Linked DNA regions of Homo sapiens: regions 2, 3, 4, 5 and 6 are each linked to region 1. A link is a loop called in an ENCODE intact Hi-C map of the cell type or tissue named here. Cell type or tissue: endothelial cell of umbilical vein. All regions are shown on one strand. Links, peaks and the distances in the headings refer to the core of each region. The heading gives the core; the rest is flanking DNA.

What was found. A loop is a pair of places that touch in the nucleus more often than their neighbours do. Peaks named below come from ENCODE experiments on the same cell type or tissue, not always from the same donor. Only the 100,000 strongest peaks of a DNase experiment are listed, where the experiment ranks them.
Region 2: a loop joins it to region 1, with 11 times the contacts of the local background. A loop is called at or near these places in 2 of 110 quality-filtered maps.
Region 3: it touches region 1 in a loop (5-fold over the local background); 16 of 110 quality-filtered maps call a loop at or near these places.
Region 4: a loop joins it to region 1, with 3 times the contacts of the local background. A loop is called at or near these places in 2 of 110 quality-filtered maps.
Region 5: a loop joins it to region 1, with 7 times the contacts of the local background. A loop is called at or near these places in 10 of 110 quality-filtered maps.
Region 6: a loop joins it to region 1, with 5 times the contacts of the local background. A loop is called at or near these places in 2 of 110 quality-filtered maps.

What each region holds. Positions count from the first base shown.
Region 1 is chr3:40,969,394-40,974,853 of GRCh38, forward strand. No RefSeq gene overlaps it. Among named protein-coding and RNA genes, the nearest start is that of CTNNB1, 230 kb to the right of the region's middle. RefSeq lists an enhancer at 1,719-2,918 and a silencer at 2,211-2,260. In endothelial cell of umbilical vein, for the core only: no CTCF peak of the experiment used is centred there; a DNase peak (open chromatin) is centred at 2,538; H3K27ac peaks cover 3,314 bases.
Region 2 is chr3:40,845,139-40,850,598 of GRCh38, forward strand. The region is part of intron 2 of LOC105377043 (a long non-coding RNA gene); the gene reads left to right. Among named protein-coding and RNA genes, the nearest start is that of ZNF621, 320 kb to the left of the region's middle. In endothelial cell of umbilical vein, for the core only: no CTCF peak of the experiment used is centred there; a DNase peak (open chromatin) is centred at 2,483; H3K27me3 peaks cover 375 bases.
Region 3 is chr3:40,875,667-40,881,126 of GRCh38, forward strand. All of the region lies in intron 2 of LOC105377043 (a long non-coding RNA gene), which reads left to right. It overlaps LOC124906230 (a long non-coding RNA gene), which reads left to right. Exons shown (of 3, transcript XR_007095887.1): 3 at 1-657. Among named protein-coding and RNA genes, the nearest start is that of CTNNB1, 320 kb to the right of the region's middle. In endothelial cell of umbilical vein, for the core only: no CTCF peak of the experiment used is centred there; DNase peaks (open chromatin) are centred at 2,375 and 3,045; H3K27ac peaks cover 1,153 bases.
Region 4 is chr3:41,219,355-41,224,814 of GRCh38, forward strand. It overlaps CTNNB1 (catenin beta 1), which reads left to right. Exons shown (of 15, transcript NM_001904.4): 2 at 4,667-4,727; 3 at 5,172-5,399. The coding sequence starts at 4,715. Among named protein-coding and RNA genes, the nearest start is that of CTNNB1, 23 kb to the left of the region's middle. RefSeq lists an enhancer at 5,054-5,460. In endothelial cell of umbilical vein, for the core only: no CTCF peak of the experiment used is centred there; no DNase peak of the experiment used is centred there.
Region 5 is chr3:41,114,665-41,120,124 of GRCh38, forward strand. No RefSeq gene overlaps it. Among named protein-coding and RNA genes, the nearest start is that of CTNNB1, 82 kb to the right of the region's middle. RefSeq lists enhancers at 474-768, 2,889-3,018. In endothelial cell of umbilical vein, for the core only: no CTCF peak of the experiment used is centred there; a DNase peak (open chromatin) is centred at 3,007; H3K27ac peaks cover 467 bases; H3K27me3 peaks cover 22 bases.
Region 6 is chr3:42,097,605-42,101,604 of GRCh38, forward strand. All of the region lies in intron 1 of TRAK1 (trafficking kinesin protein 1), which reads left to right. Among named protein-coding and RNA genes, the nearest start is that of TRAK1, 8.2 kb to the left of the region's middle. RefSeq lists an enhancer at 512-1,334. In endothelial cell of umbilical vein, for the core only: a CTCF peak has its summit at 2,381 (motif pointing left); DNase peaks (open chromatin) are centred at 757 and 2,347; H3K27ac peaks cover 318 bases.

The DNA.
Region 1 (5,460 bases), core at 603-4,602:
TGGGCATTGGAGAGGGTGAAGCTGGGCCAGGAGGACCTGGTTGCACATGCAGGTGCTGGCTGTGGTAGGCAGGGGTTGGGTGATTTTCAGGCTCTGGAGGAATGCTTACATGAGTGCAGGTGGCAGCAGCTTCACTGCAGCCCTCCTAGGGAGGGAAGGGTTGCTTTGAGTGGCAGAAGCAGTAGGCAGGTGGCTGGGGAGCATGTATTTCAGCCCCAAGCGGCAGTGGCAGGTGGGAGTGTCTATCCTCAGGGCTCATGAAAATGTGCAGCAGCTTGCACTTCAGCCTTGGTGGTCAAGAGGTTCTTTCGTGGCTAGGATTGCAGGAGTCTGTGTTGGGAATGCAGACCACTGGGGGTCTCTGACTTACCCTTTTCCTGCATTGGAGAGCCTCTCCATACTCCTAGCCAATCAGGCTGCCTTGCTTTCCTCTCCTTCCTTGCTTTAGGTGTTTCCTATCGCTTTCCTGTTGCATTCCAGTGTTCCCTCTTAGATGATCTATTCTAAGTGTGATTATCCACTCACTGTTTCAGTTCTTTGCAGAGGAAGCAAGTACCAGATGCCTCTAGTCAGCCATCTTGAAGCCTTGTGTCTATTAACTTTTATTTTCATTTTCAAACTATAAAATTCCTGTTATTTTCTTAATTCAACATGCTTTTATGAATGTAACAATATAAGCGTTTTAGTTCATATAGAGCCTCATTGTCCCAATCTTTTCTTAACCATTAGCCCTTCTAGCGATGTGGGTTTTTTTTTTTTTTAATGTAACCATTATGACTAGGGAAAAGAATATTACCCAGTAGTTTTCCCCTAAGTTAAACAAGAATTCCTTCTCACCCACTAAATTGAGTCACCCTGCTAAGGCCCCCATGAGCCCCTTTTCACTTTCTGTATTACTAAGCCCTTTGCCCAGCCTGACTAGATGGCAGCTATTTCCTGTGGGTCAGAGGGTTTTTAAGGCCTTTTTTGGAATTCTCCTTTCCTCTGGCTCAGGTATAAATGGTAATACCAAAAGGTAGTAGGTGGTATTTTAAGGAGACTGCTAGTGGACCTTCAAATGCTTTTCATTTCAAAACTTTAATTTTAATAATATTGCTCTCTTAGTTTGGGCTCCCTTAAAATCACAGCCTGAGACTAGACACAAGGACTTGGTGCAGGTGGTTTATTTGGGAGGAGATCCCAAAAAGCAGAGGTGAAAGAAAAGGGAGAGAGTGAGACAGGGAAGAATGAAAAGCCACTGAGTGTGCATCATTAAGGTTGCTGCTTTGGGCAACAGGGGCTCAATTCTTCTGTGACCTTTGGCAAGTGTGCAGAATGCCTTCTAGAATGTTCCCTCCAAAAGAGGAGTGGCTAGACTTGCTTACTGGCTCTCATTCTTCACTGGTTAGAGATGGCTCCTAGGGCGTTACCTCTCCATACTTGCAGGTTGTACTTGCTTGGGGGCTGACTGGGCTCCCAGTTTCAGAGATGGCTTTGAGGCAAAAAAACAGGGAAGCATTTTTCATGTTTCAAGAGGGCATTGTCATGGGAACCCACATTGCACTCTCTACCAGATCTGTGACAAAATCATAGGTGTGCTGAGGGGATTTGTTACAGGGTGCCAAAAGCATCAGCTACGAGCATATTGTCCCTTCTGAATAGACTGTTCCCCATTGTCCCTGTGGGGACACTTCCCCACCAATGGATCACCTGGTCATTGCTGTCCAGTCCACATGACATTGATGGGGAAGGTCACTGCTATTAGCCTCCCTTGACCGATGTCAGGGCTGTAAGGATCACTCTCCTCCATCTTCCTTCCAATCTAGCCCCTTGTCCATATCCTCCCTCTGTGGAGCTCACCTGTGTCTGGAAGGAGTTGTGCAACCTCAAGTGGCCTCAGTGAAAGCTGCAGTTGAAGAGAGCAATTCAGTTGACCACAAAGGAATGTGACAGAGAATCATCCAACGCTGCCTAGAACATCTCTCCTGCTCACCTCACCTGGCATGCTCACATGCAGCCATGTGGTCAGGGCAATACCGAGGCTGAGTTCAGTGCCACCCTGTGCTGCCCCTTGCCGGTGAACTTGTCACACTTGTTTACACATGTTTGCAGGCCTCTTTCTTATGGGCATCAGCAGCTTGTTGAGGACCATTCTATGTCTTCATTTTGTGCTCAGAACCTAATGTAGTGCCTGGACACAAAGGGTTCTCAGCAAACACTTGTGGATACAAAGGAGGGAGGGAGGGAGGGAAGAGGGAAGTCGGTTGCTAGGAGATAAAATGATTTGCTTATAGCACAGTTGCCAAAAATAAGTCACAAGTGGGGACTTCCCAGAACTAACCGTTCAGTGCAATACTTAGCTGAAATCTATTGCAAAATGCAGTACTTACTTAGGCACTTACTTTTGTCTTTATTGTTTTTTAAGAAAGAGATGCTCCAAAGGTCAGTGACTCAGACCACTAGGTGACTTGGCTGTGGTTTCCTATGAGTCAAGCCTACCAGACAGCAGAGGACAGAGGTGAACAGGAAACTGGGCCAGAGAAAAACCAGAGAAACAGAGAGTCAACACAGACGTCAAGGAGGCTTCCGCCCAGCTCTCTCAGGCCAAAGGGGCAGACAAACCCGTGAACTCCCAGATATTCATGTCCAAGTGAATGCAGCTGTACGAACTTCAGCTTGAAAACTTCTCTCAAATAGCAGGTGGGGAGAACAGGTAGTAAATGCCTGGGGTTGTGGCCGCTTCCTTCCCCAGCAGAGCTCTGCCCCAATGAGAACACAGGAAGGGTAGATAAGAGAGCAAAGTGGGCAGTTTTTCTTATTTATTTGTTTGGGTAAAGGAAAAACAAAACAAGATGTGAACACGCATATCTTCACAAACTGTAAAATTTATCTCTGTCCTCTATTCCCTGCATCCTTCTCCCTACTCTAACATCTTAACAATCCTAATATTTGCCTATTGTTACACAAAATGTACGCCAGTAGATATCAACATACCAATTAAAAAAAAACGAAAAAAATACTTTGCTGTTTTTCCTTGAAAGCACAATGACATGAGGCATCTTTGGAGAGAAGAAGCTGCCACAATCCGATGCCTCCTCGTACCTGCTACTAGCTGTGTAGGCTTGTCTGATCTAGCCCCCTGGATGTGAACAAACTAGAGCAACAGGGAGAAGCAGAGATGCAAAAGAGTTAATCATACAAATTGCTGAGTGTGCACAGGAAAAACATACTACATTTGTAATTGTGTTTACAGTGTACAAAGCACTCTCCCATATTCCTCATAATCTAACAACAATCCTGAAATCATCACTATTTACGATGCAGAAACTGAAGGAACAATAAATGGCATGTCCTATGCCATACAGCTAATACCAGGCAGATCTTGGCATTGAACTAGAGCTGTCTGAGCCTAGACCAAATATTGTTTCCAGGATTCTGCAGCAAACTCTACCAACTAGGTACCTACAGCCTCCCCTAACCTGCCTTCGGTCTCCTGAGCAGAAGTGTTTATACCTCAGTCCCAGCATGCAATAACCGTAACAGGTAATAAGCACCTTGGAGAAACACCAACTGCATCCAAAAGAGAGCCTGGTTCTGATAATTCTGTTTCACTAACTTCTAGAAGACAGAGAATGAACAGCTTAGGTGAACATTTAGATGAAATTAGAAAAAAAAATGTTAAGGGAGTTGAGTATTTGTTAAAGGTCCTTGAACATGCAATTCTAAAAGAAAAGGAAGCTCAGAGAAAGACACTGGGATCTTCCAGAACTGGGAAGAGCCTAGGACCTGAGATACAAAGATCTAGAACCAGGGAAAGCAGAAAACTTCACCTACAAAGTTCCATGTGCTGCACTGGGCCCTCAGCCCACACACATGCCTAATTCTACATCTTGGCTCTCCAGTCTTCTTCACAGACAGCGCTTGGTGCCTGGGGCCTTTCCAAGAAGAAAGGTGTTATAGTGTAAGGCTCTGGTGCCAGTCATGTTGGACTGGCCTTGCTAACACAAGACTGTTGTAGAGAAGAAGAGGAGGTCTGGTGTGCCCCAGGGACCACCCCTTGGCATAGGCCACTGTAGACGCAGCATGAACATGCTGGGGTCAGCAGGGCAGCCAGGGCTCTATTAAAATTCTAGGCCAGTTGGCACAAAAAAGAGAATAAGAATAGGGTGTCAGTTGGAGCCCTACACACTGAGCTGGCCTGTGGTTTTAAATATCGTGCAAATGCTGACAAGTCTCGAAGGTATATTTTCAGCCCAGACCTCACTTCCTAGCTCTAGACTCACTAGATGATATCACACATTTGGATATATCATATTATCTCAAACTTAATTTGTTTAAAATGAAACCTATAACCCATTCCTCTCACCGAGCATCCACCAGTTGCTCAGGTGAGAATCTGGAATTTGTCCCTGAGTTTCTCTCTCCTTCTCACTCCCACAGTTAGTCCATCACCGTGTCCTATTATGCTTCCAAATTCATTTACCTCTTTTCACCTCCAAGGCCATCTCCCTAGACCCAGCCCCCACCTCCTCCTACCTGAATCCTTGAAATCACATCCTTACCAGCCTTCCGGCTTCTATTGTGCTCTGACAAGAAAGCCAGAATGGCCTTGCCAAAGCTCAAAGCAGACTGTCCTTCCTTGGGTCTAAATCCTCCAATGGCTTCAGAACAGAATCAAAACTCTAATGGGGCCAGCAAATCCCTGCGGGCTCCAGCTCCAGCTGTCACCAGCCTCACTTCAAACTCCTTTTTCCCTACTTACATTCCAGCCCCTTCTTCCCCTGTGACACCAAACCCTTTCTGACTTCAAGGTCTCTACACTGTTGTACCCTCTCCCTGGAATTCCTCCTCTCCTACCTTTTGTGGGGCTATTTCCTTCTTATCCATCCAGTCTCAGCATAAGTGCCATCTCCTCAGACCTTCCCAGAGGCCTTTCCTCACCATCAAAAGATGATCCTTCCTGTTATCCTGTCTCATTGAATCCAGCTGTTTTATTTCATAGCAAACATCATAATTTGCTATTATATGCTGATTTGGTTTTCTTCTTTAATATCTGACCCTCCCTCTAGACTGCAAGCTTCATGAGGGGTGAGACCATGTCTGTTCTATTTATCCCTGTATCCTGAGAGCCCAGCACAGGGCCTCGTATATAATAAGGGGTCAATAATAGTTATTGAGTTAATAAATAAATACATTTAAAATAAATACATAAAATAAAAATAATGAAAACTAATTTGTTTCTTGTTCTCTCAAGAGAGCTTCTGCCCAGACCACACCCCACCCCTGCAACCCTTGATCTTTCTCAGTCCACTGTTGGCTCTGAGCAGTCCACACAGTTTAATGCTACATCAGGATGAGTACGCAAAGAGAAGCAAGAAAATCCCTCCCTTGAACATGAGCCACAGCCCTTCCCATCATTCCTTCCTTCCCTCCTTTATTAATTTAATAGATGAGCCCATATGTAATAAACATAATCATAAC
Region 2 (5,460 bases), core at 715-4,714, 120 kb before region 1:
TGGATGAGGATGAATGTGGCATTCTTGGTGCTTCTGTTGGGAATGCTTGCTAGGAATTATTTCTGATTCATCAGTCTGAAGGACCCAGGATCTCCTGAAATTTTGAATGGAAAGTCCATGTTTTATTTCCTATCCTAATGTGTCTAGAGATCTCAATCTGATCTCTACCAAACATTTTTTGTAAATGACTCCTACTTAGTCCTACTTAGTCCTTAGTTAGGCACCAGACTAAGTGCTTATGGTAACCCTTCTCCAAACATGGCCACCATCAATTCCTTCCCCTCCTGGATGCACATGGTTCCTCATTTGAAAAGATGAAGCTTATTTCTCCTTCCCTTGAATCTAGGCTGGCCCTTTGAGTTTCTTTGACCAATAAACATTGGTGGAAATGACACTGTGCTGGTTCTAGGTCTAACCTTTAGGAAAGCTGGCAGTTTCTGCTTCCTCTCTCTTGGGTGCCAGCTGCCAAGTAGGGTGACCAAATACTCTGATACTACCACATTGTATGAAAGCCCAGTTAAGGCTGGGTGCGGTGACTCATGCCTGTAATCCCAGCACTTTGGGAGGCCAAGACAGGAGGATTGCTTGAGCCAGGAATTCAAGACCAGTCCAGGCAACACAGTGAGACCCTATCTCCATAAAAAAAAAAAATTAAAAAATTAGCCAGATGTGGTGTGCACTTGTAGTTCCAGCTACATTTGGGGCTGAGGTGGGAGGATTACTTGAGCCCAGGAGGTGGAGGCTGCAGTGAGCCATGATCATACCACTGTACTCCAGCCTAGGTGACAGAGCAAAACTCTGTCTCAGTAAACATGAACAAGAAAAAAAAGAAAGCCCAATTACCAAATGGAGAAGTCACAGACACACACACACACACACACACACACACACGCACAGAGAGAGAGAGAGAGAGAGTGCACCATCTTAGATGTTTCAGCCTCAACAGCCACCACACAGAGGAGAGGAACCACCCAGCTGAGCCCAGCCTAGATGGCAGAATTGTGAGAAATCATAACTGTTGTTTTAAGTTACTAAGTTTCAGAATGATTTGTTGTATAGTAGCAGATAACTGAAACAGTGCTTAATAAGTATTATTTAAATTAATAAATATAACAATCAACCCTGTTAGGTATGAACTACTCCCCACATTTCACAAATGAAGAAACTGAGGTTTTACGAATTACATGACCTGCAGGATGTCACATTGCTAGTAAATGGCTGAGCTGACACATGATCCCAGGCTGCCTGATTTCAGTCTTCTCACTTAACCAAAATACGCTCATGCCTCTCTACAGAGAATCAGGACTCCCATGTACATGGTATATAATAGTGGTGCCCTTTGTTCAAAGGAAATATGTTAGAATTCTTGGATTAACAGATGCTAATGGCTCCTGACTACCCCTTTCCTTCATGGTTCCCTAAAGGAGCCCCTATGTCAGTCTTTTTACAAAGATAGATGGTGGCCGTGTGAACCATGTCTGGGAATGACAGCTGCTGACAGGAACAAGAGGACAAGAGGACAGCTGGGAAAGGAAGTGGCATTTGTTGAATAGCTGCCATGTGCTGCTATCTGTACATGACTGACTGATTAATCCTTAGGCAACCTAACAAGGGTGGCATAATGATCTCTGCTTAATAGATGAGAAAACTGAGACACAGAGAAGTTAAGGAACTTGCCCAAAGTAACCTAGAAGTAAATAGCAAAGATGGGATTTGACCTCAAGTCTATCCCTCTCCAAAGTCTGCAGTCTTTCTGAGTTAACCAAACCAAAGACCTGGGCTTATACTAGTTGTATAAGATTGAGACTTGAGATTTTTACTGTTGGAGGTAAGGAAGTTTTCAGGTTTTAAGCTTTATTTCTCAATGTACTAATTTTGCCATAACAAAAAGCCAACCTGGGGGTAAAAACAGAGGAAAAGCAACAACAGTGGGAACTAATTAAAATGCAAAACCTGTGTGGGAAAGCAAAGTCAAACAGAAAGAACTCTTGACTGCAGCCTTCTGAGATAACCAGGCATTGGGAGGGTTTCTGCTCTGTGGAAGGTCTTGACATCAGTTGATGGGGCTAATCCTCACAACAGGGTCCTCATGCTCACACAGAATGATACCCAGTTCATTCCTCTGCATCAAACACCTGTAGCAGACACTGCTACTTGCTATAGTGAGTCTCTAAGGAATTTTAAAATGTCTTGAGAAGTTAAATCAATTTCTAAAAATTGCCCTGCATGTTTTATGGCTCCAAGGTACATTAGCAAAGATTCTAGAGTCTACAAGAACTTCTGCAGCCTTGTAGTTTCTGTCCACTTAGAGGAACCCTAGCTCAGTAGCTGAATCCTGGGACAGTATGTCTTTGTGAAAACACACACACACACACATACACACACACAAATACAGCTGATAAGCCTCACGGTGTGGACTTTTATCGGCAAGCCACGCACTGTTCTAGCTTCCTTTGGATTTCCTAGTTACTTAGGAGTCAGTCTGGATAGCTCTCTCTCTCTTTAGCTCACTCGCTGGTTCTGTCTTCTCTATCAGAATAGAGGCTGCCAGACCAGCTGAGCATTGTCTGTGTTCCCTGTAGGCTGCACTAGAGACACGTGCAGTCTGCCCAGTCTGTTCCTGCATTCTGTTTCCTTCTGCCTTCATCCCTAGCACACAAGGGATGCAGGCATCTTTGGAATGCTCCCTCTTACCCAGGCCCACAGCAGGTGCTGAGGCTCTGGAAGTCTGTGGTTACTGACTATCATTGTTCCCTCTGGGATTGCCTTGGGAGAGGAAGCGTGACCAGCCACCCACAGGCTGCGGGGGTCCCCTACTCCTCCTTGTAGCTAGATCCAACTAGGAGGCTGCAGCAGGGAGTCTGGAGGGGCCTTCCCACCTCTAACATTGTAAGACCAGACAGTCTTTCCCCATTAGCAGACTGCCATGCTGGGAAGGGCAAGCCTTTCCTTCCCACTCTCAAAGTCTCAGCCCTGCCATGCCCATGTGGGGAGCCCTTCTAGGGTCATTCTTGGAGGGCAATGCATGGATGAATCTACGAGCTTGTGTGGGTTTTGCTCTCCACACATAGGACTACCTGCTATTTACATAATAAGAGGGAAGCAGACACATATGTGGGGTTGCCTTAGTAATTAGACACATGGCTGGTCCCTTCTTTTGTTGCCAAGTAATTGCAGCATCTGGTTTACCCCAAGAATGACTCTCCTATTAAAAAGCAGAGGGGAGGAAATAAAGACCTTATAAACCCACGCATATCTGCTGGTAGAGCTGCTGGAGAAACAGGCAAATTAAGAGCCTCATTTTGTAATTTTGTTTAAAGCAAAGCAGCAATAAGCACCACTCCTGCCACCCCTCTCCCCATCTCATAAATGCTTCCAAAAGCTTTAGACAACTGGAGCTTATGAGAAACTGACTAACAATATTTTTGGAGCTATGAAGTCATCTGTCACACCACCAGGAGGATTGGATCTGGGGCTCCGGGCTCCATGACCATATATAATATTAAATCTTGCTTGCTCCTCTGCGCACTGAGCTATGAGATCATGTTTATTGTCCTCTCCACAGCTGCATTAAAATGATCTGTGAATCTGTCTGAAAAGGTTCTTTGCTCATCACTGCAGAGCAAGGCTCAGGCTCATGGCTGAACAGGGAGGCACACACTCTCAGATAAAAAAGGTGAAGTATGGAAGAGAAAAGACTGAGATATGGGATTTCTGGGTTGGAAAATGACTTTGGCAAGTCATGCAATCTTCCTGAGACTCAGTTTTCTCATCTAAAAAATGGGAATAAGAATAGCTAGCTCACCAGGTAGACAGCTAGATATTTGCCTTGCCTGTCTCACAGGGTTATTTTGGGGCTCAAATAAGGTAGCAAAAATAATGTGGGTTTTTTAATCACTATAGAAACATGAGATGCTATTATTTGGTCCAGCCATACTGCAAGGAGAATTCTCAAGGCAAACGTGGAGAGGAGCCTGCCTTGATTGCGTCAGCTCGGAGTTACTCTTTTAAGGACCCTTGTCCTTATGATCCTTCCCAAGGTATAGGTTGATTTTGTTTTCTTTCTCTGTAAGAAGAGGAAATTCAGCCAGGTGTGGTGGCTCATGCCTGTAATCCCAGAACTTTGGGAGGACAAGGCAGGTGGATCACTTGAGATCAGGAGTATGAAACCAGCCTGGCCAACATGGTGAAACCTCAACTCTACTAAAAATCCCAAAACTTAGCCTGGCATGGTGGTGGACGCCTGTAATCCCAGCTACTCGGGAGGCTGAGGCAAGAGAATCGCTTGAACCTGAGAGGTGGAGGTTGCGGTGAACCAAGATCACACCACTGCACTCCAGCCTGGGCGACAGAGAGAGACTCCATGTCAAAAAAAAAAAAAAAGAGGAAGAAGAGGAAACGCACATCTAGGAAAGCTTATAGAATTCCCAGCCCCAGGTCTATGAAAGGCAGAATAGGGTAGGAGCATCTGGGAGCTCTAGCCACTTTAGGGTGGTTCCCAGATGACAGTTTTGGTGGTTTCATCTCCAGAAGGAGGGAGGCACTCGTGTTCCAGTTTCTCAACTCATTCTCAAAGTCATTCTACCTTGACATCAATACAAAATAGGTACATGCTGAATTAGTTTAATGAGATGCTAATTAAAGCAATATAAAGTAAAATGTCATTGGGGAAGGATTATCCTAGTTAAGTGACAAAGTTTATAGACAAAGACCAAGTAGAGAATGATCAGCTCTGTCCACATAAACTGAGGAGTTTCACAAGGTCTTCATGCATCTCTGAAAGCAGAACTGTCTCAGATCAAAGTGAATAGGAGTCAAAGCACTTTGAAGTTGGAATCATGTTTAAGGATTTTCTTCCTTCAAGGCTCATTTCACAGATAAGCAAAATGAGTCCCACCAAGGGAAAGGATTTGGCCAGAGTGACAAAGTAGATAAAAGGTAGGGCTACGACTAAAACCCAGGTCCTCTATAACCATTGTATTTCCAATAAATGCAGGACTATAACTTCAGTAAAAAGTAGCCAAAGTTCTAGGCCCATATTTTCAGTTCTCCATGCAGGGCACCAAGCTATGCACCAAGCTGTGGCTGATTCCTTGATGCTTAATCATAGCCTCTTATATAGCCAGATACCAGGGTCTGGCAGGGCAGACTAGTGAGGCCTCTCAGGCACTGAAAATATATCACAAGGCTGCAAGTGACCCAGAAAGGTCTGGAAGGATGTAACATGTCATCTGGACAGTAGGTAGAAGGACAGAGTATCCTGGTAGAGGTGAATTAACAGCAAGATGTCTTGGCAGGAGGCAGAATGGGAGAGAGAGGGAAAGACAGGGAGTGTCAGGGAGATGACACAGAATGGGTAAGCGCAAAAAAGTTCCTGTAGGAACTAAGGCAGGTGGAGAAAGAAAACCAAAACCAACCTGCTGGAAGTAGAGTGTGAAACAGCAGCTTGATTCCAAAAAA
Region 3 (5,460 bases), core at 609-4,608, 94 kb before region 1:
GCCATAAGGGTGAATAGCAAGAGCCACATTGTGGATCACCCTGGAGCAGGTGTCAGAGTGAAGCCTGACATATGGAAGCTCTAGGAACACAATGGTAACCAGGGGAATAGAGGAAGAAAGAGAGGTTTCAAGGCCTCAGTAAAGCTGAGACTCAGGAACAGCAGGTGTGCACAAGTGCTAAGTGGTCTGGATTAATTCACGAGCTGGGTGCCAATGCCTGGCTCAGCTTCTATGGGCTCCTGGAGGATCCTTAAGAGGTGATAAAGTTCAGGTAAAGACAGTGGACTGGGACCAGGCAGAGCCTGGGATCCTGGGGTCATATCCAGCCCATTACCAAATCCTGTCAATTAAACTTCCAAAATGTCTCTGAGATCTGCCTGGGGCTCTCAGCATCTTTCCCACCATTGTCTCTTGTCTTGATTTAGGCAGTGGTCCTTACTTGTCTTCCTGTACGGCTGCCAGAGGGGAATTTTAAATATATAGTTTGGATTGCATCATTCTCCCTGTTTAAAACCCTCCAAGGCTTTCTGGATTCTTTCCCAATAGTTTCAAACACTTTACTCTGAGCGTCTTTGTCCCATGCATGCCATTCTCCCCCTTTCTTGCAGCTGCAGACACAGTGACCAGGCCTTGGTTGTATGATGCCTCCAGCTCGTTTCTAAGTTAGGACCTTCGCTTTTGCTCTTCCCTTTACCTGTAGGCTCTTTCTCCCGCTCCTCATGGGGCTGCCTCTTTCTCTTCATTCAGGCCTCAGCCTCAGTGCTACTTCTTTAGTGATGTCTGCCTGCGTTACCCAGTCTGAATGAGTTTTTTTTAACTTCCTATTCTACACATTTATATAGAAATAGAAGTGGCTTAGAATCCCAGGCCTTCCTCCCTGCACTGATCCCATGTCCTGGGTCTCCATTACTCTTCAGGTTAGGTATGAGAAAACTGGGAGGCAACAAGACAATATGTGTGACCTAGACTTCATGGAATTAAGTAAACATCAAACATTAGCAAAGCCACAATTTGTGGTCAGAGAAAAATTGCTAGAACCAGAGGGACATTCAATAGTGGAAGACCTAAAGTGACCACAGGGGCAAGGGCCTTGAGTGATCAGAATCCTGTTGGCAACTGACAGCCTGGATGATATTCCTTGTCCTGCTTGTCATCAGGGAGGCTCAAGCCCCTCCGCCCTGCCGCCACCTCTGCAGGGCTGAACACAGGCACTTTGTATAGGGAAACTTCAAAGACATTTTTCAAAAAGCAAAACCAGAGTGCACTTATATCTCAGAAAAAATGAGCTCCACTTGAATTTCCAACATTTCACAGATTTATGCAATCACACTTAGGTACCAAAATAACAGAGCAACAGAAATAGAGTTACTGAACTGTAATCAAGACAGAAAGTCTCCATATTTTAAATACTGGACATTGAACAACTTCTGTATTTAGCAACCCAGCTCAGACACAAGAAAATGATCAATCCAATGTGAGTTTGTTTATACTGATTTGGGAAAAGCCCCTTCATGGACTGTTGAAGGAAGTAAGATAAAGATGGAACCAGGGCAATGTGAGGAGATTCCAGAGCAGACATTTATCCTCAGCCTCTTCTGTCGAAAAGATGCAACCATTCCTTAAGAAGGAGGGATGGGGAGTAACCACTAGACCCATAGGGGTTAAGCCTACATATATTTTGTAATTTGCTCACATGTATTTATGCATCTTAATGTGGGCATAATTATGAATTTAATACATGCACTTAAATAGAATTTTCTGAAGACATTGCTTTAGTGACTCTTAAATACTGGTTCCAACAGTAGGAAGTTCAAGTGCAATGGAAGGGCAGTAAAGGGAGACACTTTGGAAGTGGGCAGTATCTTGCACTGTTATTGATACCATCTCAAGGAAGCAGCCTTCTAAACTGCTGCTGGATAGGGCCAATTCTGCTCGGAATACTGTATAGTATATTGCAAATGGGATTAGTCTGCTGAAAAGCTAACCCTATGTTCCAGGAAATTTGACTTTCCATCACAAATGATGCTAAGATCAGGCCCCATGCCAGAGGGAGAATGGCCTGAGTGCCAGGCATTCACCCGAAGGGCAAGGTCTCTGGAGGCTGCTGCACATTCTACAGGGCGGAGTCAGAGCCCTTGCTTGGAAAGGGGACTCCTGAGCCCTGGCCTTGGGTGTGCCCCACCCCACCCCCATTCAGCTTGCACCTTCCCTCCCCCATCTCCTAGTCCCAAGGCCAGGCATCTAGAAAAGCTCTCTCCTTGTTTTATCTGGCAGAACTTTGGGACAATAATTGGACTGAGTTCAACTGGCCAGGAAACCAAAGCCCAACAGAAAAATGCCTCATGAGTCCTGCCAACCTCCTGCTCCTTGCCAGGCCCAGTGCCGGACAAACAGCCCTGCTAGCGTTTGGGTTTGCGAGAGGAAGTACATTCCGTATGTGGAAGCTACATAATGGAAGTTATGTACTTTTCGGGAACTGTATAAGCAAGCACAACTGCTGCTCCCATTATGTGGCTCATGAAAGAGTTTTCACCTCCTGGGCTGGAAGGGAGTTGGTCTGTCTGCAACAAAGGCGTTTGCCTCTGTGGCTTTCTGAAAAAGAATGTGTGCGCTTGTCAAAACAGAACTTTCCTGCGTACTTGGAAGAGTGGGCCTGTCTGCCTGCCAGAAAGGAGCAAGGCTCAGTTTGGTTAAAAAGGGAAAAAAATTCCACTAAGCAGCCCCATTAGCCACTGCTCAGAGCAGCCTTCTTCTCTCACAAAGACATTTGTTCACTGTTGCAAAGCCGGCTTCCCTAGCAATTTCCCACTACTGCAGTTTGACTCGGCTGGAAGGTGGAGAGCTGGCATTAGGGATGAGTGTTTTCCCATCATGGAAAGGTTAAACAAAACTTTTCTCTGTGGTGGTCCAGAGCCCCAGGGCTCAGAGAAATATGAATACTGTGTTGGTAAATGCTCTCACTATGTTTTTCCGATCATTTTTTTTTTCTCCAAAGTAGGCTGCTGTTATTCCTCTAATGGTAGTGGAAAAACAGATGCAAAGATAACCTGACCTGGAGCGAGGCTTTGAAAACCCACTTGAGTTTTAATCAGCTGATTGTGGCAATGTGGCCCTCCTCCAGAAATTTGCTCTTGGTTGACCCCTGCCTATGCAGCCATAATAGCATGTTCAACCAAAGCAAAGCCCAGGGTTCAAATCAAGTATGACTCTATGAGTAAAGTAAATCACACCAATTTTTTCTACAAAGATGTTCTAACTTCAGTGTGACTGGCAAACATTCACTTCCAGGACCTGATAGTTCCATTTCCTTAGTGGCTCCAGGTTCCCAAGGGAATCTTCATGAAATTCAAAATTGGACCTAGAAGAGGCCATCCCATCCTCCTCTGTGAATGGATCATGTTTTCTCAAGACAGGTCTCCACAATAGAACAATTGAGACTACATGTCTATTTTAAGCCCTTGATTGTGAGAATTGCATCCATTTAATTTGAGTAGTTGGGTTAACTTTCCCTAGCCAATGACAATTACCTCCCTGGCTCCTGGGTAGAAAGGAAGAAAGAAGGCAAGCAGAACCTGGGGCTAATCTCACAATGACCTTGTTCTCTGTAGTTGCTTTGAGATGCCACAGCCCTCAAGCAACTGCCTAAATTTCACCAATGAAAGTCCTGGTAGCATGGAGGGCATTTCAGATTGAATTCCTAAAACTATCATTGGGGGCTCCAGGACAATAATTAATATTATTGCAGCTGAGAATTATTCTTTAATCAATTTATGCAAACTTGCTTAGATGCACGTGGGAGTTTCTGTTAAATAATACATGCAAACTTACAAATGGTTTATCAGTATCAGTAACTCAGACCTGTGAAAGTGATTGCTTTGCTTTGTAAAAACATGCCTGATTCCTCGGAGGTCTGAGGACTAGCATGGAACACAGTACCTGGCCAATACCATGGACTATTTTATCCCAGGCAAAACTTCATCTGTACTTGAGAGGTTAAAAATCAACAACTGGGTATAATGATAATTAGGGACAATAAATGGAACTTCAGGAATAACCTCCTGTGTTGTACCTGCTGATCTCCAAGAGGTGTCAGCTGCTTGGAGTACCCTGTGGTTCATGACAGTTTTGGGATAAAACATAAAGTCAATAGTAAGAAGCTACAAGTGGGGCCAGATTGTAATTCAAGAAAAGTATGTTAAATTTAAGAAAAACAACAGCATGCATTTAGTAAGTATGCATTTAACGTGAGCTAAGAAGATGCTGTGAGTATTAGGTGTCTCCTCAAATTAGCAAGAACACAACATTCCCTAAGCAGTGTTCTTTCCAGAAATAATTAAGCCTGGATTTAATCATACATCTAGATCTAACTACCAGTTTACAGGAAATTCAAGAGATAGAGGAACACGCTAACCAACATTATAAGGAAGAAAGAAGCCAAAACCAGAATATGAGGAATTCTATGGGACAGAGAACCTGACTCCTTCAATACAGGCATACCTCAGAGATGCTGTGGGGTCAGTTCCACACCCTTGCAATAAAGCAAATATTGCAATAAAGCCAGCCACACAAAATTTTTTGTTTCCAAGGGTATACAAAAGTTATGTTTCCAATATATTACAGTCTATTAGGTATGCAAAAGCAATGTCTAAAAAGTACATACTGGGCTAGGCGTGGTGGCTCACGCCTGTAATCCCAACACTTTGGGAGGCCGAGGCAGGTGGATCCCCTGAGGTCAGCAGTTTGAGATAAGCCTGGCCAACATGGTGAAACCCCATCTCTACTAAAAATACAAAAAATTGGCGGAACATGGTGGTGCACACCTGTTGTCCCAGCTACTTGGGAGGCTGAGGCAGGAGAATGGCTTGAACCTGGGAGGCGGAGGTTGCAGTGAGCCGAGATCGTACCACTGCACTCCAGTCTGGGTGACAGAGTAAGACTTCATCTCAAAATAAATAAATAAATAAAATAAAAATAAAAAGTACGTACATTAATTTTAAAATGCTTTATTGCTAAAAAAGAGAAAAAGTGCTCATGATTGTCTTGAGACTTCAGTGAGTCATAATCTTTTCGCTGGTGAAGGGTCTTGCCTCAGCGTTGATGGCTACTGACTGATCAGGGTGGTGGTTGCTGAAAGCTGGGGTAGCTATGGCTATTTCTTAAAATCAGACAGCAAGGGAGTTTGCTGCATCAGTTGACTCTTCCTTTCACAACAGATTTATCTGTAGCATGTGATGCTGTTTGATAACATTTTACCTACAGTAGAACTTCTTTCAAAATTGGAATCAATCCTATCAACTCCTGCCAGTTCGTCATCAACTAAGTTTATGTAATATTCTCAATTCTAAACATTCTGAATCCCTGTTGTCATTGCAACAATGTTCACAGCATCTTCACCATAAGCAGATTCTTTTTTTTTTTTGAAATGGAGTCTTGCTCTGTTGCCCAGGCTGGAGTGCAATG
Region 4 (5,460 bases), core at 1,461-5,460, 250 kb after region 1:
TACCATAATCTAATTATTTTAAACAGTAAAATTATATTCTAAGACATCCAGTTGGCCTATATGTGCTATATCAATGACTATCAAGGGGCTTTTTATGTATACTGTATACATGTACTTCACAAAAATATAAAAGGATGACATCAAAAATCTGGCAAGCCAAAAGCCTACATTACATGTAGCAAATAAATAAGCATATGAACTTATTGGAATTTAAAACCCTGTAGGATGGGCGGGTGATGGTATGTATGTTAGATGTGTGGACATATCTATTAAAAGTTGTGTCAGATAACAGCTGGTGCTGACAAGCCCTTGGTAAGATGGCAGCATGTTCAATATGTTCTGTGAAAATTATCTCAGTTTATGATCTGTCAGTATTGTGGAGCTATGCATGAAAGGACTTAAAATTCTTACCCTTAAACTCAGTAACAGTGTTTCTAGAACTTCTGGTGATATGGGAAATTAAGAGAATTATTTATATGCAAAGGTGTTTATTGCAGCATTGTTGGAATAATAGACAAAATGGGGAAGAACAAGCTCAGAATGGAGGAGGTAGCTTATAGTATAGACATACGATACAATCCAGATGATAATATTTTATAATAGTCTTCACAAGGAATTTTATATTTTTATTTTTAAAAATACATAGCAGTGAGTTTAATATACCAAACATACCAAAATGTCATCATTTACTGTGTGGTGGACTCATATGATGGAGATGATAAATAAAAATATTAATTTATTTGAGGCATATATTTATGGCTGAGGAAGGAAGACAGTTATGAAGAACAGCTCATTCTGGAAACATACTAATTTTTCCCAGCCATAAAGAGATTTCCTATTTCTTTTTTTTTTCCATTTACCTTCTGTTTCCTACCTGAGAAGATTTCATACTTCTAATAACCATTTGTGTACCTATTTAAAGACAGTACCAAAGGCATACATTTTAGTGTTTGGAGGACCAAGGGTCATTTGATGTTTGATGCTTATTGACTATTCGAGGATGACAAGACACCTTGAGAACACACACACCCACACCCACACCCACACCCTCACCCACCCACCCCACCCCCCTCCCCGAAGAAAGCTGTGAAGGAAGAAAGCAGAAAAGAACCTGGAGTGAGTTGTAACTTAAAATGTTAGTGTTGCATGAAGTGTGTTAAAACAGGAAGATTTGAGGAAATTGCATACATTTTCTAGATGGCAAAGTATTACTGGTGACAGTTAATGAAAATGCATATGCATGTGTTTTTAGATTTACAAATTTTACTAAGAACTTTTTAAAAATCCCTGAAGGTGTATCAAAAGTTTATCATGCTTATGAAATAGAGTAGCACTTTCTAACTTTAAAACGGGGAATAATTCTTTGGATCTTGATTATTGGAAAAGTGAATTATGAATTGCTAGTATAAAACTGTGGTTTTAAAATATGTCTGCTTTATATTTTTATGTAGCAGATTTACTCCTAGTTAATAATACTCAAACTTACTGAAAACTAAGGTAATTAAGATAATTCTGTCCTGATGGGAAGAGGAAAAATAACTTCAGTGTGAAATCTATTATATATTAGTTGTGGCAAGATTTCTCCCATTGACTTTGACTGGAGACATTTATAGGGTTAAAATCGGAAATAGCACGGTGAATTTTGAAGTATCCTTGTAGTTGGAAAGAGTATTATGTTCATATTGCCAAAAAAAAGATGCATGGATGCATTAGACTGGATGGAAAATACATGAGAAGTTGGCTAGCCCCCTCTTTGTCAAAACATCACTTGGTGGTGATAAAGCTGTTGGAAAACACAGCATTCTAATGTAGTCTGTAGTTTAATGATAATCTGTGTCTTGAAACATTTAGCGTAGTACTTATACAAACCTAGATGGCATAGTGTACTGCATGCCTAGCCTATATAGTATAGCCTGTTGCTTCTAGGGTGTAAAGCTGTATAGCGTGTTACTATAGGCAGTTGAAACAGTGGTATTTATGTATCCTTTTTTTTTTTTTTAAATTCTTTTAAGAGACAGGGTCTTGCTCTGTTGCCCAGGCTGGATGCATTGGTGTGATCATAGCTCACTATAACCTTGAACTCCTAAGTGATCCTCTTTGCCTCAGCCTCCCCAGTGGCTAGGACTACAGGCACATACTACCACACCTGGCTAATTTTTAACATTTTTTTGTAGAGATGGAATTTCGCTGTGTTGTCCAGGCTGGTCTTGGAACTCTTGTGCTGCAGCAATCCACCCGCCTCCCAAAGTGTTAGAATTACAAGCCACTTCGCCTGGCTTGTTTACCTAAACATAGAAAAGATCCAGTAAAAATACAGAATTAAAATCTTGTGGGGCCACTGTAGCATATGTAGTCCATCTTGACTGAAATGTCCTTATGCAGTGCATGATTGTACTTCATAATTTTTAAGCACTCCTCCCTCTTGATTGGTACTTAGTGGATTTTATCATTTTTGTTTCTTCATAATTCTTTCTGAAATGTCTACTGGTTGGACCTTTGATCTCCTGAATTGATCGTGATTTCTTCTGTTGTATTTTTTGTCTTTGTCATTTTTTTGTACTCTAGGCAGTTTTCTCAATTTTAGTTTCTATTCAACTTTTTGTTTTTATTTATTCTCTCCAGTATTTATGGAGATACTAAATTGAAGTGTTCTGTTTCTCTCTCCACCCTATCCCTAGTTTCAAGTTTTATCTCAGTTTCTATGGAGTCAGTTTTTTCGTTGCTTTAAAAAAAAATTTTCCTGAAGTGATTGGTAAGTTTTGGCTAATTGGGAGCACTAGAATTGGGCCCTTAATGGTTGGCAGGGTGTGGTGGAGGAGAGACAGCCCTTAGTCCAAAGGCTCAGGCCAGAAAAAGAAAGAGGAAGGCTTTCCTTTTCCTTTCCGGAGCAGGGTTCTGCCCTAGGTCTTGCTTGGCAGTCTATTTGATTTCTTTAGCAGTTAATGCTCAGTTTTTTGGCATATGTGGATCTGCCTCCAGAGCAGGTACAAGGTGAGTGAGTCTATGCTGTTACCTAATTAGATCCCCATTTCTACCCTTTGTTTTTACTTCTCTATCTACTGATAGGTTTTTACCCTCCTTCACCTCATAGGGTTGCAGTGAAGAGCAAGATGAATTTTTATTTATGTTGCATAAATTTTAAAAGCTAAAAAATATATATGTAATGTTGGGAAGTCCCAGTGTACAAATGGCTATTGTAAATTTGGAACATGAACTTGCTTTTTTCCATTGTAAAAATGAAATCATTATAAATTGCGGTCAAGTTACTAGGTCAGCCCACACAGAGTTTACCCAGTAATATGCGTAAATGTTTTGCCTTTGCATCAACAACAAGGAAAAACAGTACTATAAAAAAATGTTCCTGGAAGCCGGATGTATCAAAGCACTTCTGAAATAGCTATATAGCCTATAGACATGACCAGTTGGTTTCTGAGTCTGTTGACATTGGCCAAAGGAGAAGCTCAGTGTAGAACATGTTTGGAGTCTCCTTTTGCAGAAATACATTGGAGGCTGGAGTGGGGAACCAATTTTTCAGAAAGGTGGTGAAGTAGTTACATAGCCACTCTTTTAAAGACAGTCAAAAGATAGAAACTAAGGCCAGGTGTTGGCTCACATCTGAGATAGGAAAATCACTTGAACCTGGGAGGCGGAGGTTGCAGTGAGCCCAGTATGCACCTCTGCACTCCAGCCTGGTTTGGCAAGAGACCAAAACTCTGTCTCAAAAAAAAACAAAACATAGTTCACACTTAAATATTTTATTCCATATCTTTACATACCCAATATGTTAATTTATAGTTCAAGATGAACTTGTTTGGGACAGATTTTGTAATAAAGGAAATCGTGTTATTAGAAATATCTAGAGGCCATGAGCCCTTAAACTGTTCTAATTTGCAAGTAGTTCCCTGTGTGATGCAGTTTTTTTCAATATTGCACAATAAAGGCAAAATACGGACAAATTAGATGATAAGATTTATATAAATTTTTAAAATATTGATCAAAATATGTATCCATATTGGTAATATTTGTATTTATAATAAATCATTGCTGTAAATTTGAACTTAGAAAAATTTTACTAATAAAGGTGCTTTTGTGTTGCAAACTTTCATTTGAAAAGTAATTTTTCTTTGTACCAAAAAATCTAAAATTCGCTATTCTAGTCACCAAAATTTGCTTTATGAAAAATAATTTTTGATGGCACTATATCAGAAAACAACTTGTTAAAGAAAATGTGGAGTTTTTAAAATCCCACTGTACCTCTGTTATCCAAAGGGGATCTGTGAATTTTTCTGTGAAAGGTTAAAAAAGGAGAGACCTTTAGGAATTCAGAGAGCAGCTGATTTTTGAATAGTGTTTTCCCCTCCCTGGCTTTTATTATTACAACTCTGTGCTTTTTCATCACCATCCTGAATATCTATAATTAATATTTATACTATTAATAAAAAGACATTTTTGGTAAGGAGGAGTTTTCACTGAAGTTCAGCAGTGATGGAGCTGTGGTTGAGGTGTCTGGAGGAGACCATGAGGTCTGCGTTTCACTAACCTGGTAAAAGAGGATATGGGTTTTTTTTGTGGGTGTAATAGTGACATTTAACAGGTATCCCAGTGACTTAGGAGTATTAATCAAGCTAAATTTAAATCCTAATGACTTTTGATTAACTTTTTTTAGGGTATTTGAAGTATACCATACAACTGTTTTGAAAATCCAGCGTGGACAATGGCTACTCAAGGTTTGTGTCATTAAATCTTTAGTTACTGAATTGGGGCTCTGCTTCGTTGCCATTAAGCCAGTCTGGCTGAGATCCCCCTGCTTTCCTCTCTCCCTGCTTACTTGTCAGGCTACCTTTTGCTCCATTTTCTGCTCACTCCTCCTAATGGCTTGGTGAAATAGCAAACAAGCCACCAGCAGGAATCTAGTCTGGATGACTGCTTCTGGAGCCTGGATGCAGTACCATTCTTCCACTGATTCAGTGAGTAACTGTTAGGTGGTTCCCTAAGGGATTAGGTATTTCATCACTGAGCTAACCCTGGCTATCATTCTGCTTTTCTTGGCTGTCTTTCAGATTTGACTTTATTTCTAAAAATATTTCAATGGGTCATATCACAGATTCTTTTTTTTTAAATTAAAGTAACATTTCCAATCTACTAATGCTAATACTGTTTCGTATTTATAGCTGATTTGATGGAGTTGGACATGGCCATGGAACCAGACAGAAAAGCGGCTGTTAGTCACTGGCAGCAACAGTCTTACCTGGACTCTGGAATCCATTCTGGTGCCACTACCACAGCTCCTTCTCTGAGTGGTAAAGGCAATCCTGAGGAAGAGGATGTGGATACCTCCCAAGTCCTGTATGAGTGGGAACAGGGATTTTCTCAGTCCTTCACTCAAGAACAAGTAGCTGGTAAGAGTATTATTTTTCATTGCCTTACTGAAAGTCAGAATGCAGTTTTGAGAACTAAAAA
Region 5 (5,460 bases), core at 760-4,759, 150 kb after region 1:
TGCTCATCACTGACCAGCTAGAACCATGTTTTTCTTCCTCCAAGGCCCCAGGTTCTCCTCCCACCATGACTGAGCAGCAACTTCACATTATCCCCTGCTGTTATCCCTAGTCCAAACACTAATTCCCTTAGTATAATACAAAGAGCTCAGCTTTGAGTCAGGAAGGCACTTGCTGGTGGAATTAACTAACACAGATGCTGTGTGTCCAGCACCATGCTCAGGATTAGACATGAGCTGACTACATTGCCATTGTACAAATAAGAAAACGGAGTGGCAGGTGCTCTACGGAAGCGTGATGATCTCAGCACAAGGCATTCCACTGGACGTAATAAAAGCAAATACTCATTAAGCAGTTACTACGTGCCAGGAACTGTGCTAAGGCCTTTGTTGGAAATTATTTCATTAAATTCATGTTTAAAAAAAAAAGTAAGTATAATTATTATCTCCATGCTATAGATAAGGAAATTAGGAAAAAAGCCAGGACTTAAACCCAGGTTTAATCACCGTGCCATTAATGAGCACATTACTAGGCCTCTTTGTGCAGGAAAATGTTGCAACAGATTGTCAAGGTCCTTTTCTCCACCCTCTCATCCCTGTCCAATGAACAACCCCAGGCAGCTACCAACAAATTGACCTTCAACCCCTGAACTCAATGATAGGTCTTCGAAACAGCCAGAGTTGAGTTACATGGGGTTAGAAAGGCTGTGCTTATGGAGAGTGACTCTGTCGTTCGTGTAGCTATGGCATGGTTTGCACTCTTGGGGAAGGGGCTTTACCTGCTTAATAACCCTGACCTCTACCCACCCTGCACTCTTCCCTGATTGGATGAGGTCGAAAAAAGCTACTGAGAAGTTCTTGTGTCTTTGGGCTCTGGCAGCCTGCAGGAGACCTGCATTCTTCCCTGCTCCCCAAATGTAGGGTCGGCCCCCACCTGGGGAGGACTGCAATGGTTCAGCAAAGCCTGCTTGAGATGTAAGTCTGTCTAATCATAAGTTTGGTATTTTGATATCCACAGTTGCCACATAGCTAAGGTTCATTCTCTACCATCAGCTTTGCTGGTGAGGATGCTGATTTTCCGTTGTCAATCCAGAGGCTTTCTAGATCTGCCTCAATGATTCAGAATCCAGGTGGAGAAGAGACATGCTATACACTGGACTCAAATTCCAACAACAGAAGTTGTCTTGTACAGAGCAAGAATGGCAAATGGGCTGAGTAAAACTAAGGGAGCCCTAAAAGAGTTAGACTAGTTCTAGGTGCAAATGTCAGTACATAGTCCAACCAATGAGAGTTCAATGACTCAAGATTAAAAAAAAAAAAACAGGCAAAGCAGTGGCTCACAACTATAATCCCAGTGTTGGGAGGCCGAGGCAGGAGGATTGCTTGAGCCCAAGAGTTAGAGACCTCCCTGAGCAATATAGCAAGACTCCGTCTCAACAACAACAAAATTAGCCAGATATGGTGGCACACACCTGTAGTCCCAGCCATTCAGAAGGCTGAGGCAGAAGGATAGCGTGAGCTCAGAAGTTCAAGGCTATAGTGAGCTATGATCACACCACTGCACTCCAGCCTGGGGACAGAGTGAGATCATGTCTCCAAATAAAAAATAAAGATAAATTAAAAAGCACTTTCTACTGTCCCATTACTTGAGTCACAATATTTCAATGCATGCAAAAGTATATATAGGTATTTATCCAAATAGGTAGCTATCTCAGGTGGGTAGGCATATAGGAATTGTGAATTTAGTTTCATTTTTTTCATTTCTTAGGATTTAGAGTCTATTTATGTGATATTTGAGGATCCTGCTTCCATGGACTGACATTCTTGCAAGCCCAAGCACAGAGCTGACTCTGCCAGCATCTTTTCCAGTTCTACCCCACCTATGAGAACCCTAAGAGTTAGGGACCACACAGGACAGATCAACCCTCTTTGTGATCCTGGCTGTGCCACTTATCACATTCAGCCTGTTTCCTCCTCTGGAAAAGAAAAATAGCAGGACGTCCCTTGCAAGGTATTTTTGAGGACTAATTGATAAGTGCAAACAATTTCTGAATGTTTATAGTCTTAGTTTGAAGGAATAAAACTTAAGTGGAGTTAAAGATAAAGGGCAAAAAGACCAATGAGAGAAAAGGGGCTAGAGACCATGTGGGGATTTAGTGGATTTAGTGCTGCTTGGAGGAAAGCCCCTGGGCAAAACAAGATTAACTTCTACAATCTTCTCCAGATTCTGAGAATGCACCAGATCACGGAGCCTAAGACCAATGTCTTGGTATTTGGCCTACACCTTACCACACAATCGTGCATTAAAAGCATAGCTCAGGGTCAACAGGACCCCCTGGTTTCCTGTGTGTCAGTCTGGCCTTCCCAGTCAGAACACAAGCTCCTTGTCTCACACGGGGCGTCTCTGTGTGCCCCGCAGCCCTGGGTGCAGAGCAGACCCTCAATAAATATTTGCAGATTGTCTGCTGGGAACGAGGCCTGACTTACTCCAGCTGCATCACAGACCTTCTGCCACCTCTGGGGCCCGTGGCTGCCTTTCAGACCTCAATGATACAGACGAAATGTGATTGCTACCAACTGTGGATAAAATAACCGTTTCCTTATACTCCAAGGGGAGAAAAAGCCAAGGTAGAGGCCTGGAAGGCTGTGGTGGCCACTGCAACAGGGCCCATGTGAATATCACAGACCTTCCATTTCTGTGACATAGGGAAAGGTCAGGTGAATGCTGACTTTTCTGGCTGGCTGGGGCATTACCAGGGCAGTGCAGCAGGGCCCATAGGAGAAAAAAATGGATGGGAGGACAGGAAGTCACCAAAGAGCCCTGCATTCTGCAATGATGTGGCGCTCTGACCACGCCCAGCCGCCCAGCAGCTCCAGCGAGGAAACAACTTCCTTTTGTGGTCTGACCCTGGCTGGCCGCCAGGGCTTCAACAAGAGCCTTGTGATGTGCACTTTTGAAATGTGTTGGTGGTGCGGAATGGCATGTCTAACTCGTGTTTAGTGCCCTTCAGCGTTTACGTCTCTTTCCCACGCCCACTGACGCAGACTGGCTGCATGTGGGGAGCTGGGGTAGTCGGCCAACCCAATGCCTGACCTTGTGGCCGGGGCACTTGAGACACGCTTCCTTTTCCCCTAAACCTGGCCTCAGTCAGGCCAAGGGTACGGCTCCCTGAAAGGACAAAGAAAAGAGAAAAGGAAGCCTGACTGATACTAGCTGCCAGACAGGCATTATGTTGTTTTTAATCTTCATGACAATTCTGTGGGGTTTTATGGCCTCCCTTTTACAGATGGGGAAACTGAGGTTCAGAGAAGTTAAATCTTTTTCTCAGGGTAAACACAATTAGAGCATGGGGAGCAGGGACTCCACCCTAGCCTGTCTCCTCCAATGATCAGACTCTTTCCAGACACCACAACTCCTCTCTTAAGACCCCAGGGTCACTCTCCTTGGGGTCAGAGGCAGCCACACTCCATGTTTCTATTGCCTGCATCCACGTCACAGATCAGAGTTTGAGAAGGGTCAGAGTCAGCCAGGTCAGTTCTCTCCATGCCCATACTTTGCTTTAAAGGCTTTTCACTCGATTTGGGTTGTTAATTCTCAAAGTATGTCCGTCAACGTGCAAAAGTTACTGTGCATATTCTTTTCCCACTGTTTTCTTGTTTTTCTGTTGTTTGTTACCTAAGGTAGCTCCTGCCAGTCTCTGTGTGTACTAGGCAATTCGTGCATTGCTATAAAGAAATACCTGAGACTGGGTAATTTATAAAGAAAAGAGGTTTAATTGATTCACAGTTCTGCAGGCTGTCCAGGAAGCATGGCAGCATCTGCTTCTGAGGAGGCTGAGGAGGCTTTTACTCATGGCAGAAGGCAAAGCAAGAGCAGGCACGTCACATGGTGAGAGCAGGAGCAAGAGAGAGAGAGTGCTAGGGGAGAGGTCCCACATACTTTTAAACAACCACATCTCACAAGAGCTCACCACTATCGTAAAGACTACACCAAGCCATGAGAGATCCGCCCCCGTGACCCAAACACCTCCCACTAGCCCCACCTCCAGCACTGGGGATTATAATTCAACATGAGATTTGGGTGGAGACAAATATCCAAACTACATCACTGTGGAAACACCAGCAAGTTGTCTGAGTGGTCTCTAGGAAACCCAAACCCCAACCAGTGGATGATAAATAGCCCCTCGTTTGTGAAGTGCTAACACCTTGGTGACACAGCCCTTCACGTCCCCTCCACTCACGTGATCTGGGAGGAGCTGCTCCAACCACACAGCCCCTGCCTTGGGCTAGTGCCCTCAGGAGATTAGAGTTCGAAGGCACATTGTTTATTTGGGAGGTAATCCCAGGAAATTCCAATAGGATAGTAAGGAAAGTGAGACGGGGAAGGAAAGGACAGTACAGGGGGTGTTCCTGATCAAGATGCCTCTGTGCGCAACTGGGCTCAGTCCCATGATGGCTCTCTGGGAGACTGGATAGGACATGCCTCAGAGTTGTGCCATCCAAGGGACAAGGAAGCTGGTGCATTTGCACACCAGTCATTGGTTTAGGGCTGCTCCCAGGTCAAAGTCCCTAGGCAGAGAGAGACATGTGGCTGCACACTTGTGGTGGCTCATACCTATAATCCCAACAATTTTGGAGGCCAAAGCAGAAGGATCACTTGAGTTCAGGAGATCAAGACCAGCCTGGGCAACATAATGAGACCTCATCAATACAAAAAAACTAAAAATGAAAAAATTAGCAAGACATGGTGGCCTGCACCTGTAGTCCTAGCTACTTGGAAGGCTAAGGTGGGAGGATGGATTGAGCCCAGGAGTACGAGGTTATAGTGAGTTATGATCACACCACTGCTCTCCAGCCTGAGTGAGACCCTGTCTCTTAAAAAGGAAAAAATTGCATGCTTGAGGTCAGCAGGTATATGGAAATAAAAGGTGCCATGGGAGATGGGCAGCTGCCAAGAGCACAGCAGGAGCCTCCATGGTGGTGCCATACAGGCTACCAGGAATGCAGGACAAAGCTCTTGCCCTCTTCCCTTCCTCCTCCTTGTTGGTTTAAATTTGGAAGATGCTACAGCAAGGGCTGTAGGCTGCCTTGTCTGCCTGCCTGCACACTTTCTCAGGGATCTCAGACCAGGGAAGAAACCATTAGGGGACCCTGTCCAGATTGGTGGAGTCTGAGGAGATAAAGATGGGGCACGTGGACTGGTAATCACTCAAAGGCAAACCTTCCAGAGAGCAGAAGAGGACTGACCCAGAGATCCCTTGATGAACCTAGCACATCTGCTAAGTGACCACTTGACAAGCTGAAAGACTGCAGTGAAAGCCTGCAACAATTGTAAGATTTCCAAACTTTTCCCAGGAGTTGTCCGCTAGAAGCAAAGATGACTGCAAAACAGAATCAAGCATGGCTCCTCTTATAAACACAGGGTGGGGTTGGGGCACAGGAAGAAGGAATTATTTGCAGCCT
Region 6 (4,000 bases), core at 1-4,000, 1.1 Mb after region 1:
TTTTAGCTCATGGAGTGATTGCCTCCAAAATTCTAATTACTATTTATATCCTATTTTTATACTTTCCTTTCCATCCCTCATGTAGCACATCACTGCCTGGTAGGCTTGGATTTCGAATTCTGGATTTTGAATACCATGCGGCACCTGCTGGGCGTACCTGAACTTTATATCAAGGACTCACCACACAGTTTATGATTTGAGTTTTTAAATTTCCCAGACATCTGCCTTAGAAAACAGACCAAACACATACTGATAGGTTGGTCCATCAGAGTGTGCTCTGGGAAGGGTTGTGGAGGTCTCACCTTGTAAACTGCTGTGATACTGACAACTATGTGAACACCAGGGTCCAGTGATGTTTCTATTTCCGGAGGAGTATCTTGGAGGACCTTTAAGTTTTCCTTTCCTCCCTTCGTTTCATTTTTTTTCTTCTCACCCTCTTCTCTCCTCCATCTCTCCTTACCCACTTTCTGTCTGTTTCCTCTCCCCTCCCCTCCTCCTCACCCTGATATCTGTCCTTCCCCTTGCTGTCTCCTTTCTTCTCTTCCTCCATCCCCACTCCCCTCCTTTCTCTGCTTCTCTCCACCTCCTCTTCCTTGAAGAAACAATGGCTTTCTTTTTTTTTCTTTTTAATAATTATACAGCTGAGGTGGATCTAGGTTGGTGACGCCTTTAGAAGCTTTGCAGCATTCAGTAGAGCTTCTTAAGTACAGGCAGCAGGCACTTCACGGGTCGTACTGGGTTAATGTTCTTTTGTGCTTTTCCAGCACATGGAGGAAGGGAGGTTGGGCCTGTGGTCAACTGACCCTTTCCCAGTTGAGTCTGCAGGTTGTGAGTGTGCAGTAAGTCTTTTGAATTATTAGCTGGAGTTAAATGGGAAGGAAGAGGTGAGGATATCAATAACGTGAAGCAGGAAGGCTGAAGACCGTGAGTTCTGTGGAGGGAACCTGACCTGCGGGAGAGAGGGAGGGAGAAAGAGAACAGAGAGCTCCAGCCAGCTCACCCTTTGGGGTGACTGGAAGCTGCCTAGAAGGTGGTTTTGCCCTAATTTACAAATTTACTGCCCTTTTGAGGCCTTATCTGGTCCAGGCTCACTTCCTACTCTGCTACCTTCTATCATGGTGTTGGAAAAGAAGGAGCGCCTAGCAGGGTGGGCCTTTTGAGCATGGGAGTCCACAGTGTACCCCTTGGAGCCCAGTTGCAGGGAGAGCAAGATGGACAGGTGGTTTCATCCAGAATTGGGTTTTGCTGTATGGGTGCCGTGAAAGTCCCACGAGAGTGAGGGAGGCCGAGCCTTAGGCACCAGCGTTGCTGGAGCCAAAGGGCTGGGGGATTCCAGCTGGACAGGAAGTGGGCGGTAGAGGCCATGCAGAGGAATTGAGGGGCTGGGGGTCTCCATGGAATAGCGGGGATAACTGAGGGAGAGCTGTGGGGGAAGGGGGTTGCAGTCAGGGAGGGGGTATCTAAATTCCAGATTTCAGAGGTGGCCCGGGTGTGGCTGGCAGAAGTGGCATGTGATAGGAGGGCCGTGGAGGTCCCAGACTTGAGAGCTGGGGAGTCAGGTGGTGTCAGGTGTAGGGGTGGCAGTGGCAGCCTGGATGAGTGGCTGCACTCGGTGGAGAGGACGGCCGCCAACCTCTACCGGGGCGGAGTTGCTGATGGGTGGACGAGTGGGCATAGGCGGGGGTAACCCAGCTGGATGGCCTGAGTCTCAAGCGAGCAAGGATTTTTAAAGGCAAATGGGAGGAAATGAGAGGGGGAGGTGGCCCAAGGAGCCAGAGGATGCTGGCACCAACTCCAGACCTGAGTGCGGCAGCTCAGAGCAAGACCCTAATCTTGACCTTCCAGGAGGTTTAAACCCTAGTTTGATTTTGACCTAGATGATGGAACGTTTGCGTGGTACGAACTGAACCTTCTTAGTGGGAGAGATGGAAATGGTTGGAAAGACGATGGTGAGCTAAGCCTGTGGGCAGGGGCCCCTCCTTCAAACCCCAGCCACGCAGAGAGGGAGAGTCATGCTGAGGGGCTCTGACGTTCTTCTCTTAGTAGGAATTCTGTTCACTTTCCCAAACCAACATGTTCGGTTTCAGCTTATCTCATAAATATAATTATGCTCTTTTGTTCAGCTTTGAAAAATCCTGACCGTAGACCATTCAGGTTGTCATACCTTCAGGTTTGAACTCATTGCCCAGTGCTATTTTAACTGTTGTTTCTCCCTATTTATGTGAGTAGAAATGAGAAGGGGCAAAGCTGACTTTGTGACAGGGCCTGGAAGTTTTCTGTGCCCAGTGTCTCTTCCTTTGCCTTTAATTTGAATTCAGGCTGCCTGGGATGTGTGGTAAAGAATGGGCCTGTCCAGGTGAGGATGCAGCACCATCTAGTGGGCCAGAGATGCACTAGCAACAGGAGACAGGTTTTTGCAACTTTTGGAATGGATTGAAGGAAAGGGGAGTTAATCGTAGGCAGAGACTGCCAGGGTTAGGACCAGTGGCTCACACCTGTAATTCCAGCACTTTGGGAGGCCGAGGCAGGAGAATCGCTTCAGCCAAGGAATTTGAAGCCAGCCACTATGAAGGCAACATAGTGAGACTCCCATCTCTACAAAAAATACAAAGCTTAGCCAGTGTGGTGGTGCATGCCCTGTAGTCCCAGCTACTTGGGAGGCTGAGGTGGGAGGATCACTTGAGCCCAGGGTGTAGAGGCCACAGTGCGCCATGATTGTGCCACTGCACTCCAGCCTGGATGACAGAGCAAGAGACCTTGTCTTTCTTAAATAAAAAAATGGTGACAGGTGAGGCAGGTAACTTAGTTGTGTAGAAGAAAAGAAATCTTCTCCCATCTCATCTTTTCTCCTGCCTTGTTCCATCTACCTTTATTCTCTTCCCATCCACTCTGTTTACTGGAACTAATTCCAGAAGTAGTTTTTGTAAGGGACGGTGTCATTATAGCCAAGTGTGGCCATGTTTTTCTTGTGTAGACTCATGTAAGGAGATTCTGATGGGGGTGTAATTTCATTCCCATGTAGTGAACTTTATTCGAGCTGTCAGTGATTGTACTTTACAAGACTTTATTTATTTATTTTGAGACAGAGTTTTGTTCTTGTTGCCCAGGCTGGAGTGCAATGGCACAGTCTCGGTTCACTGCAACCTCTGTCTACTGGGTTCAAGTGATTCTCCTGCCTCAGCCTCCCCAGTAGCTGGGATTACAGGCACCTGCCACCACACCTGGCTAATTTTTTTGTATATTTAGTAGAGACAGGGTTTCACCATATTGGCCAGGCTGTCTCGAACTCCTGACCTCAGGTGATCCACCCGCCTCAGCCTCCCAAAGTGCTGGGATTACAGGCGTGAGCCACCACGCCTGGCCAACTTTACAGGACTTTAAATTAGCTGTGTGTTAGTCAAGTGTTGCTGTAGGAGTGCTAACAGCCTCCAAATCCTAGTGGTTCCTACAACATTTATTTCTTGCTCACAGACATGGGTCATCTGAGGATTGGCTTTGTTTGTCTCTTATTTGGGGATTTGGGCCACAAAGTTGGGACCTACCTAAGGACATGTTCTCCTCTGGGCAGAGGACAAGAGCTCAAGAGGACAGACCCAACCACGCCACACAGGCATGCTTAGAGCCTCCCACTGGACATGGAGTTATGCCGGCCACAGCGAATCATGTGGCCCAGCCTGAAGTCACAGAGTTGTGAAATATTTTGCCCATATTGGGCAAATAGTGAACCATAGCAAGAGTGATTCAGGAAGGATGCAGGAAGAATTGTGGACAAAGTGAACAGCTTAGAGTTTAGAATATTCTTAGGTGACAGGAGTGGCACTGAATGGCCGAGGTACATTAGTTGCTTTCAGGAAAGCCTCGTGGTGCCAGTCACCTCTGAATTATTGGCTTCTTCTATTAGCCCTGCTTGAGGAGGGGAAGGACATGACTCTTACGGCCTAGAGCAGGAGTTGGCAAACTCCTGTAAAGGGCCAGAGAGTAAATCTTTTAGGTTTGCAGG